2 separate regions of the Homo sapiens genome follow, and region 1 is linked to region 2. A link is an interaction called in ENCODE POLR2A ChIA-PET data of the cell type or tissue named here. Cell type or tissue: K562. All regions are shown on one strand. Links, peaks and the distances in the headings refer to the core of each region. The heading gives the core; the rest is flanking DNA.

Evidence for each region. ChIA-PET counts read pairs that join two places held together with the same protein. Peaks named below come from ENCODE experiments on the same cell type or tissue, not always from the same donor. Only the 100,000 strongest peaks of a DNase experiment are listed, where the experiment ranks them.
Region 1: POLR2A ChIA-PET joins it to region 2 with 5 read pairs; 2 of 35 experiments call an interaction of 5 or more read pairs at or near these places.

The regions. Positions count from the first base shown.
Region 1 is chr4:40,070,918-40,075,308 of GRCh38, forward strand. It overlaps N4BP2 (NEDD4 binding protein 2), which reads left to right. Exons shown (of 18, transcript NM_018177.6): 2 at 2,538-2,634. Among named protein-coding and RNA genes, the nearest start is that of N4BP2, 16 kb to the left of the region's middle. In K562, for the core only: no CTCF peak of the experiment used is centred there; no DNase peak of the experiment used is centred there.
Region 2 is chr4:40,524,003-40,528,393 of GRCh38, forward strand. The region is part of intron 2 of RBM47 (RNA binding motif protein 47); the gene reads right to left. Among named protein-coding and RNA genes, the nearest start is that of MIR4802, 24 kb to the left of the region's middle. RefSeq lists enhancers at 1,576-2,375, 2,376-3,176. In K562, for the core only: no CTCF peak of the experiment used is centred there; a DNase peak (open chromatin) is centred at 2,149.

The sequences.
Region 1 (4,391 bases), core at 82-4,081, 450 kb before region 2:
GAGTTCATGCAGTTCTCTTGCCTCAGCCTCCTAAATAGCTGGGATTACAGGTGTCCGCCACCATGCCTGGCTAATTTTTGTATTTTTAGTGGAGACGGGGTTTCACCATGTTGGCCAGGCTGGTGTTTTTTTTTTAAATGCCAGATTTCAGTCAAGAACTACCCGTTGCATTTGGGTTGTAATCTTGAGTCTTTTTAAATATATAGGTAGAACTGTCTCTTCTACCCATCCACCTCCTTCTCTACTCTGCCTCTCCTTCCCTACTCTGCCTCTCCTTCCCTGTGGTATTGACCTGTTAGGTCTGTTGAGACGATTACATTTTGTATTGCTGCTTGTTTCCTCATGGTGTAGTATTACTTCTTCCTCTATCCCCTATATTTATTTCCTGTAAACTGGGAGTTAGATCTAAAGGTGTGAGTAGACTTAGGTTAAACAGTTTTGGAAGAGTATCTCATTTAGTAATGCTGTGTACTTCCTACTGTTTCTAGTTAAGAGGCATATAATGTCAGGTCCCACTATTTTGATGCTGTATTTGATCACCAAGCTAATGTGGTGAGAACCTGATCATTTCATTATAAAGTTATGGTTTTCTTTTTGCTTCTAGCAAGTAGTAATCTATAGGGTGGTACTTTGACATCAGGTAAATTTTTTATTTTTTATTTTTTTGAGACGGAGTTTTGCTCTTGTTGCCCAGGCTGGAGTGCAATGGTGCGATCTCGGCTCACTGCAACCTCTGTCTCTTGGGTTCAGGTGATTCTCCTGCCTCAGCCTCCCGAGTAGCTGGGACTACAGGCTCTCGCCACCACGCCCAGCTAATTATGTATTTTTAGTAGAGACGAAGTTTCGCCATATTGGCCAGGCTGGTCTTGAACTCCTGACCTCAGGTGATCCTCCTGCCTTGGCCTCCCAAAGTGCTGGGATTATAGGTGTGAGCCACTGCCCCCGGCCTCAAATTTCTTTTTTTAAAAAACATTTTTATTTTATTTTATTTTATTTTTTGACTTTTTGGAGACAGAGACTCACTCTGTCACCCAGGCTGGAGTGCAGTGGCACAATCTCAGCTCACTGCAACCTCTGCCTCCCGGGTTCAAGCGATTCTCATGCGTCAGCCTCCTGAGTAAGCTGGGACTACAAGCATTTGCCACTATGCCTGGCTAATTTTTTTTTTCTTTTTTGAGATGGAGTCTCCTTCTGTCACCCAAGCTGGAGTGCGGTGGCACAATCTCAGCTCACTGCAATCTCCGCCTTCCGGGTTCAAGTGATTCTTGTGCGTCAGCCTCCTGAGTAAGCTGAGACTACAGGCGTGTGCCACTATGCCTGGCTAATTTTTTTTTTTTTTTTTTTTTTGATATGGAGTCTCACTTTGTCGCCAGGCTGGAGTTCAGTGGCGTGATCTTGGCTCACTGCAACCTTCGACTCCCTGGTTCAAGCAATTCTCCTGCCTCAGCCTCCTGAGTAGCTGGGATTATAGGCACGTGCCACCATGCCCAGCTAATTTTTGTATTTTTAGTAGAGATGGGGTTTCGCCATGTTTGCCAGGATGGTCTTGATCTCCTGACCTCGTGATCCACCCACCTCGGCCTCCCAACGTGCTGGGATTACAGGCGTGAGCCACCGCGCTCGGCCCACCTGGCTAATTTTTGTAATTTTAGTAGAGATGAGGTTTCATCACGTTGCCCTGGCTGGTCTCCAACTCCTGAGCTCAGGCAATCCCTCCCTGTACCCCCCCAGGCCTCCCAAAGTAATAGGACTACACTCGTGAGCTACCACTCCCGGCCCCAGATAAATTTCTTTCTTTTATTTTTGTGGGACTTTTTTTTTTTTTTGGGACAGAGCCTCTCTCTGTTGCCCACGCTGGACTGCAATGGTGCCATCTCGGCTCACTGCAATCTCTGCCTCCCAGGTGATTCTCCTGTCTCAGCCTCCCTCCTGAGTAGCTGGGATTACAGGTGTGCACCACCATGCCCAGCTAATTTTTATTTTTAGCAGAGACGGGGTCTCACCATGTTGGCCAGGCTGGTCTCAAACTCCTGACCTCAAGTAATCCACCCACCTTGGCCTCCAAAGTGTTGGGATTACAGGTGTGAGCCACCGCACCTGGCCAGGTCAATTTCTTTACCAACTTTTCACCTAATGATTTTAGCATTCATTGATGATTCTTGATTAGCTATTTAATTATTGGTTAAAAAATGGTAATTAGTTTTGGGTTCTGTTGTTCCTTATACATTTAGTAGCTAGCCACCTTCTATAAAGATAAGGTTTCTCTCATCAACTAAGGCTATTTTGTTACCTGGAATTAGTGTTCTACTTAAAGGCAGAATAGATGCTTAGTTACTTTCTTTTATACAGACTTTTTCAGAGTGCAATAGTCACCTCCAGTGGCAATAAGTGCAGTCTTTCTTGTCTTTTCTCTTTTGTCACTTTCTTTTTGGAATATCATATATATTATAAATATTATAGACATTTTTGACTTTGATTTCTTTTGTGATTATAGTTTGATGTGAATTTGACTTTAATATATAACTTTCCTTTCATAGTAAGAAGACATGTTGGATAACAAGAAGAGGTGTAGAGTTTGCATATATCAACTGTGGCCTTAATGAGCATGTTGACAGCATCGATGCTAGACAGACAGTAAGTGTTATTAAAGTTGTAGAGTATGAATATTTTACACATAAGATTTTTTTTTTTTTTTAAATTGAGTCTTGCTGTATCACCTAAGCTGAAGTACAGTGGCGCAATCTTGACTCACTTCAGCCTCAAACTGCTAGGCTCAAGCGATTCTCTCACCTCAGCCTCCCGAGTAGCTGGGACTACAGGTGCATGCCACCACACCCAGCTAATTTTTGTATTTTTTGGTAGAGATGGTTTTTGTTTTTGTTTTGTTTTTTTGAGGTGGAGTTTCATTCTTGTTGCCCAGGCTGTAGTGCAATGGCATGATCTCAGCTCACTGCAACCTCTGCTTCCCAGGTTTAAGCGATTCTCCTGCCTCAGCCTCCCAAGTAGCTGGGATTACAGGCGCATGCCACCACATCCAGCTAATTTTTTATTTTTAGTAGAGACAAGTTTTCTCCATGTTGGTCAGGCTGGTCTCAAACTCCCAACCTCAGGTGATCCGCCCGCCTCAGCCTCCCAAAGTACTGGGATTACAGGCGTGAGCCACCGAGCCCTGCTTGTTTTTGCTTTTTTTTGAGATGGAGTGTTGCTCTATTGCTCAGGCTGGAGTGCAGTGGCACGATCTTGGCTCACTGCAACTTCCGTCTCCTGGGTTCATGCAACTCTTCTGCCTCAGCCTCCCAAGTAGCTGGGATTACAGATGTGTGCCACCATGCCCAGCTAATTTTTGTATTTTTAGTAGCGATGGGGTTTCACATATTGGTCAGGCTAGTCTCTTAACCCTTGACCTCAAGTGATCCACCCACTTTGACCTCCCAAAGTGCTGGAATTACAGGCGTGAGCCACCGTGTCTGGCCCAGAGATGGCGTTTTGTCATGTTGCCCAGGCTGGTCTCAAACTCCTTGGCTCAAGTGATCCGCCTGCCTCGGCCTCCCAAAGTGCTGGGACAACAGGTGTGAGCCACCACGCCTGGCCTACACAGGTTTCTAAGCTTTTACTTATATATTTGAGGGACTAAAAAAACACCTCATGAGAAGGAAAATATAATCACAGATTTTGTTACTAGAATTTTCAAAAGAGCTTTCGTGGTATAAGACATGTTGACTGAGGAAGCATAAAGAACTGAATTGTGGTGTTAGTTTTTCTATTTAATGAGTGTTTTCGTTTCTCTGCTTCTTAAAGGCCAGTCTTGGCTGGGCATGGTGCCTCACGCCTGTAATCCCAGCACTTTGGGAGGCTGTGGCAGGCAGATCACTTGAGGCCAGGAGTTTGAGACCAGCCTGGCTAACATGGCAAAACTCCGTCTCCACTAAAAATACAAAAATTAGTGGGACATGTTGGCATGCACCTATAATCCCAGCTACTTGGGAGGCTGAGACATGAGAATTGCTTGAGCCTGGGAGGCAGAGGCTGCAGTGAGCTGAGCTCTTGCCACTGCACTCCAGCCTGGGCGACAGAGTGAGACTCTGTAAAGAAAAAAAAAAAAGTAAATAAATAAAAAATAGGCCAATCTTGCTTCTTCATATTTTACATATTGTTAGCCATCCATAAATATTTGTGCACCTGTTTTATGTGTGGTACTATGCATAGTACCATTTTGGCGTATATATCATGATCCATGTTCTCAAGAAACATTATTAGTTGTAGATATAAACACATATAGATGGAAATTAATAAGTCAGTAATACCGACTGACTCTAAATTAAGCAAGACTAGTACTGCAATAAGTAGTTAAGGATTATAGACAGTATTGATGTATTATACAGAAATACACT
Region 2 (4,391 bases), core at 327-4,326:
GAAATACTTGTACTAATAAATTATTTACTGTTTATCTGAAGTTACAGCCAATTGAGTGCCCTGTATCTTATCTGTCTGTGAAGATGTCCAGAGTCCCCAAAATTTGAGAAACACTGCACTCGGCTATGTCCCTCCCACATGTGCTAAAACACTAATACAAACATTTATTAAGCACCTGCTGTGTACTAGACACAGTGCTAAATTCTCGACATATACAACCTCCTGCCAAATCTCATGTGGCAAGTACTCTCATGATCCCTATTTTCTCATACAAATGAGGAAACGGAAACCCAAAGAAGTCAAGTGAAGCTAATTATTGGTGGAAAGCAAGACTGGAACCCACCAGACTCCAAAATCTCAGCTTGTACCTATTAGGCTTACACTGAACCCTGAATAAATGAGATTTCTAAAGATGGTTGGCTTTTCTGCATATTTTCATCTCACATTTTAGCACATCCATTTCTGTTGCTCATCTTCTCTCTGTTTCACAGCTGTGTGTTCTGCTATCACAGCAACCGTGAAAACCAAGGCTGGAAGTGCCGTGTGTGTCAAGGAATTCTAACCAGAACTGGAATTGGCATTCGGACTCAGAAAAGGATTTTCTCATGGATGCTTTCCTAGGCATGACAACAGCATAGTTCTGGGCTGGGAATTCTAGAATGCAGCAATGGTGCACAGACACCGCTCAGCTCACTGCAGCCTTGACCTCCTGGGCTCAAGCAATCCTCCTGCTTCAGCCTCCTGAGTAGCTAGGACTACAGGCGCACGTCACCACGCTCGGCTAATGCTCATTACTATGAATGAAAAGCCACTGGGAGCCCGGTACTGCGCTAGAATCTTCTTTGAGAATAAGCTGGGAATTTATCCAAATGAATCTGTACCAACCAAAACAAATGCAAACGTTGTAAGCAAGCCAAGGTCCTGTTTTTCACATGATCCTGATCCAGGCCACTGGATATATTTAATGAGCTCAGGCTTGATAGTAAACAAAATAGGGAAAGTAAAATATTTTTATGATCCAGTATGGGGGTAAGGCTATGAATTTCACTGTGTTACATGATTTGCAAATACAAAAATGAATCTGCTTGCACCCAACTAGGGGACCTCCCCTAGTTACCGCTTGCTATAATGAAATGTAGAAAGTGATAAACATGGCCAGGCATGATGGCTCAGGTCTGTAATCCCAGCACTTTGGGAGGCCAAGGTGCGCAGATTGCTTGAGGCCAGGAGTTTGAAACCAGCCTGGCCAACATGGCGAAACCCTGTCTCTACTAAAAATACGAAAATTAGCCAGCTATTTTATTAGTACAAAATACGACTATTAGCACACCTGTAGTCCCAGCTACTTGGGAAGCTGAGGCACGAGAATCGCTTGAACCCAGGAGGCAGGGTTGCAGATCACAGAGTGAGACTGTCACAAACAAAGTGATAAACATAAAAAAAGAGATGCTGGTCTTTCATATTGGCCAGATTTCTTTAACAAAAACATTCACCTTTCAAACAATTTTTGTTTTGTAAATCTGGATTTTTATTAAGGTGAGGCACACTGGATTATTCTAAAGGCAGTTGTGTATACAGAAGCCAGGGGCGAAAGAACTTCGAAAATAGCCTAGAGGAAAGAATGGGACAAAGAGAGGAAGGGGAAAAAAAGGATAAATAGGGGAAAAAATGCAAAAACTGGAGTTTTTTGGTAACTAAGAAGAGGGGCATTTTAAAAGCCAAGGCTTGGTAAAAACCTAGGGAATAGGCTTAAGTAGAAAGGAGATTTGGGAAGCTCCAGGGCCCTTGGACACCTGGCAGTGAGCATCAGAAAGAAAAGTAAGAGTTCTTAAGAAAAACCAATCAACTTTGCATTTGCCCTGGGGCTGGCCTGGCAGTGCTGCTATCAGAATTCAGATACTGGCCCAGCCCTGCTCTAGGGCCTGAAGTTTGGCTCTTGCCTCTTCATTTCAGTCCCTTTAGCTGCCCATCCAATCTAGATCCCCGGAGTGCTCAAAGGAGAGGCAACAAGAAGAAAAAGAAAAAGAAGGACAAACTGAAATGCAAGCATGGACCTTAGATGACGATTCTCACAGCTCTCCCCCTTCATGGGACCTTCAGAATTCATTCTTGTGAAAGCTGTAAGTCAAGGAGGACACAGCCAGAAACCGTGACTCATCAAATTCCCAAAGCCAAGACCAGAACACACAGACTCTGGATCCAAGGACTCGCTTTCTGCTTTCAGAACACGGGATCCTGCCTACTTTGTAGTATTTCAATACAAAGCTGATCAAGCCGAGGGTCCCCATCTACTCCCCGCCAGCCTGGCTGCCCTTCCCTGTCTTCAGAGTTTTCTAAATCATAGAGAAGATAGAGTTTAATTCCATGGTGTTTGAGTCACAGGACCTTAGAACACTTCAGAAAACGATTGGCCTTAAAAAATGGTTGGGTCTGTACAAGAAAGTCACTGAGTACAGAGGATGGCAAACATTTCTGTCATGGGCTAGGTAAATACTATAGGCTTTGCAAGCCATGTGTTTTCTGTTACATATTATTCTTTTATTTGTTTCTTTTTGTTTTTTGTTTTTGGGGTTTTTGTTTTTTGTTTTTGAGACAGGATCTCCCTCTGTCACCCAGGCTGGAGTACAGTGGTGCCATAACAGCTCACTGCAGCCTCAACCTCCCTGGCTCCAGGGATCCTCCTGCTTCGGCCTCCTGAGTAGACTGCAGGTGTGCTTCACTACACTTGGCTAATTTTTTTATTTTATGTAGAGACAGGGTCTCTCACTGTGCTGCCCAGTTTGGTTCTTTTTTTTTTTTTTTTTTTTTTTTTTTTGCAACCTTTTAAAAATGTAAAAACCATTAGCTAGAGGGCCACACATAAACAGACAACAGACCACAGTTTACTGATGCCTGACTTAGAGCAATGGAAAAGGGCTGGCAGCATTGACTGGTGACTGCTGCATGTAGTGAGACTAAAGATAGTACAAAACCTCACCAGGTTTGACGAAGGCAACTACCTCTCCATCTGACTTGCCCAAGTCAGCTATAGCTGTGGCAGAGAATTTAATCTGGAAATGCTAGGCTTATATCTTTGAAAAATTAGATAAATGAAGTTGTTGGTTTTGTGTTTGTTTTATTTTATTTTTTTGAGACAGTCTCACTCTCTCTTGCCCAGGCAGCCACCCTGCAGTGTCGTGGTGTGATCTTGGCTCACTGCAACCTCCACCTCCTGGGTTCAAGCAATCCTCCCACCTCAGCCTCCCAAGTAGCTGGGACTACAGGCGTATGCCACCACAACTGGCTAATTTTTTTTTTTTTTTAAGACGGAATCTAGCTCTGTTGCTCAGGCTGGAGTGCAGTGGTGTGATCTCGGCTCACTGCAACCTCTGCCTCCCAGATTCAAGCGATCCTCCTGCCTCAGCCTGCCAAGTAGCTGAGATCACACCTGGCAATTTTTTTTTTTTTTTTTTTTTTTTTGTATTTTTTAGTAGAGACAGGGTTTCACCATGTTGGCCAGGCTGGTCTTGAACTCCTGACCTCAAGTCATCCACCCGCCTTGGACTCCCAAAATGCTGGGGTTACAGGCATGAGACACTGCGCCCGGACTAACTTTTGTATTTTTAGTAAAGGCGGGGTTTCACCATGTTGGCCAGGCTGGTCTCGAACTCCTGGCCTCAACTGGTAACGCCCGCCTCAGCCTCCCAGGACAAATGAAGTTTAAAATAAGCTAGAATATTTTTTAACCTGCTAGTTTTCATTGTGTGTGTGTGTGTGTGTTTGGGGGGTGGGGGGGTGTACGTTTTTATTTAAAAGTGAATACTCCATATGTACCACAAAATTCCAAACCTGGAAGAATCTTCCAATATAGTCCAGTCTACAACTGTTTACCCTTGAGGAAACTGACCTGCTTCAGTTAAATGAGATATTCTAAGTCACATGTTAGTTTGCAGAAGAGAAGGGGCCAGAAACTTGTTTTCGTATTTCAAAATTCATACACTTTACTTTAATGGTGCACTGCCCATTAAGTACTAAAAAATCAATTCAACAAATACTTACGAAGTATTTCTTATATATCTAGCACTGGTTAGGTGCACTAAGGTTACAAAATAAATGTAAGCGAAGATTACTGCCCATAGAAATGTTTTGGGCCAGGTGTGGTGGCTCATGCCTGTAATCCCAGCACTTTGGGAGGCCAAGGCGGGCAGATCACAAGGTCAAGAGATCAGGACCATCCTGGCCAAAATGGTGAAACACCATCTCTATTAAAAATACAAAAATTAGTTGGGCGTGGTGGCACGCCTGTAGTCCCAGCTACTTGGGAGGCTGAGGCAGGAGAATCCCTTGAAACCAGGAGGCCGAGGTTGCAGTGAGCTGAGATCGTGCCACTGTACTGCAGCCTGGCGACAGAG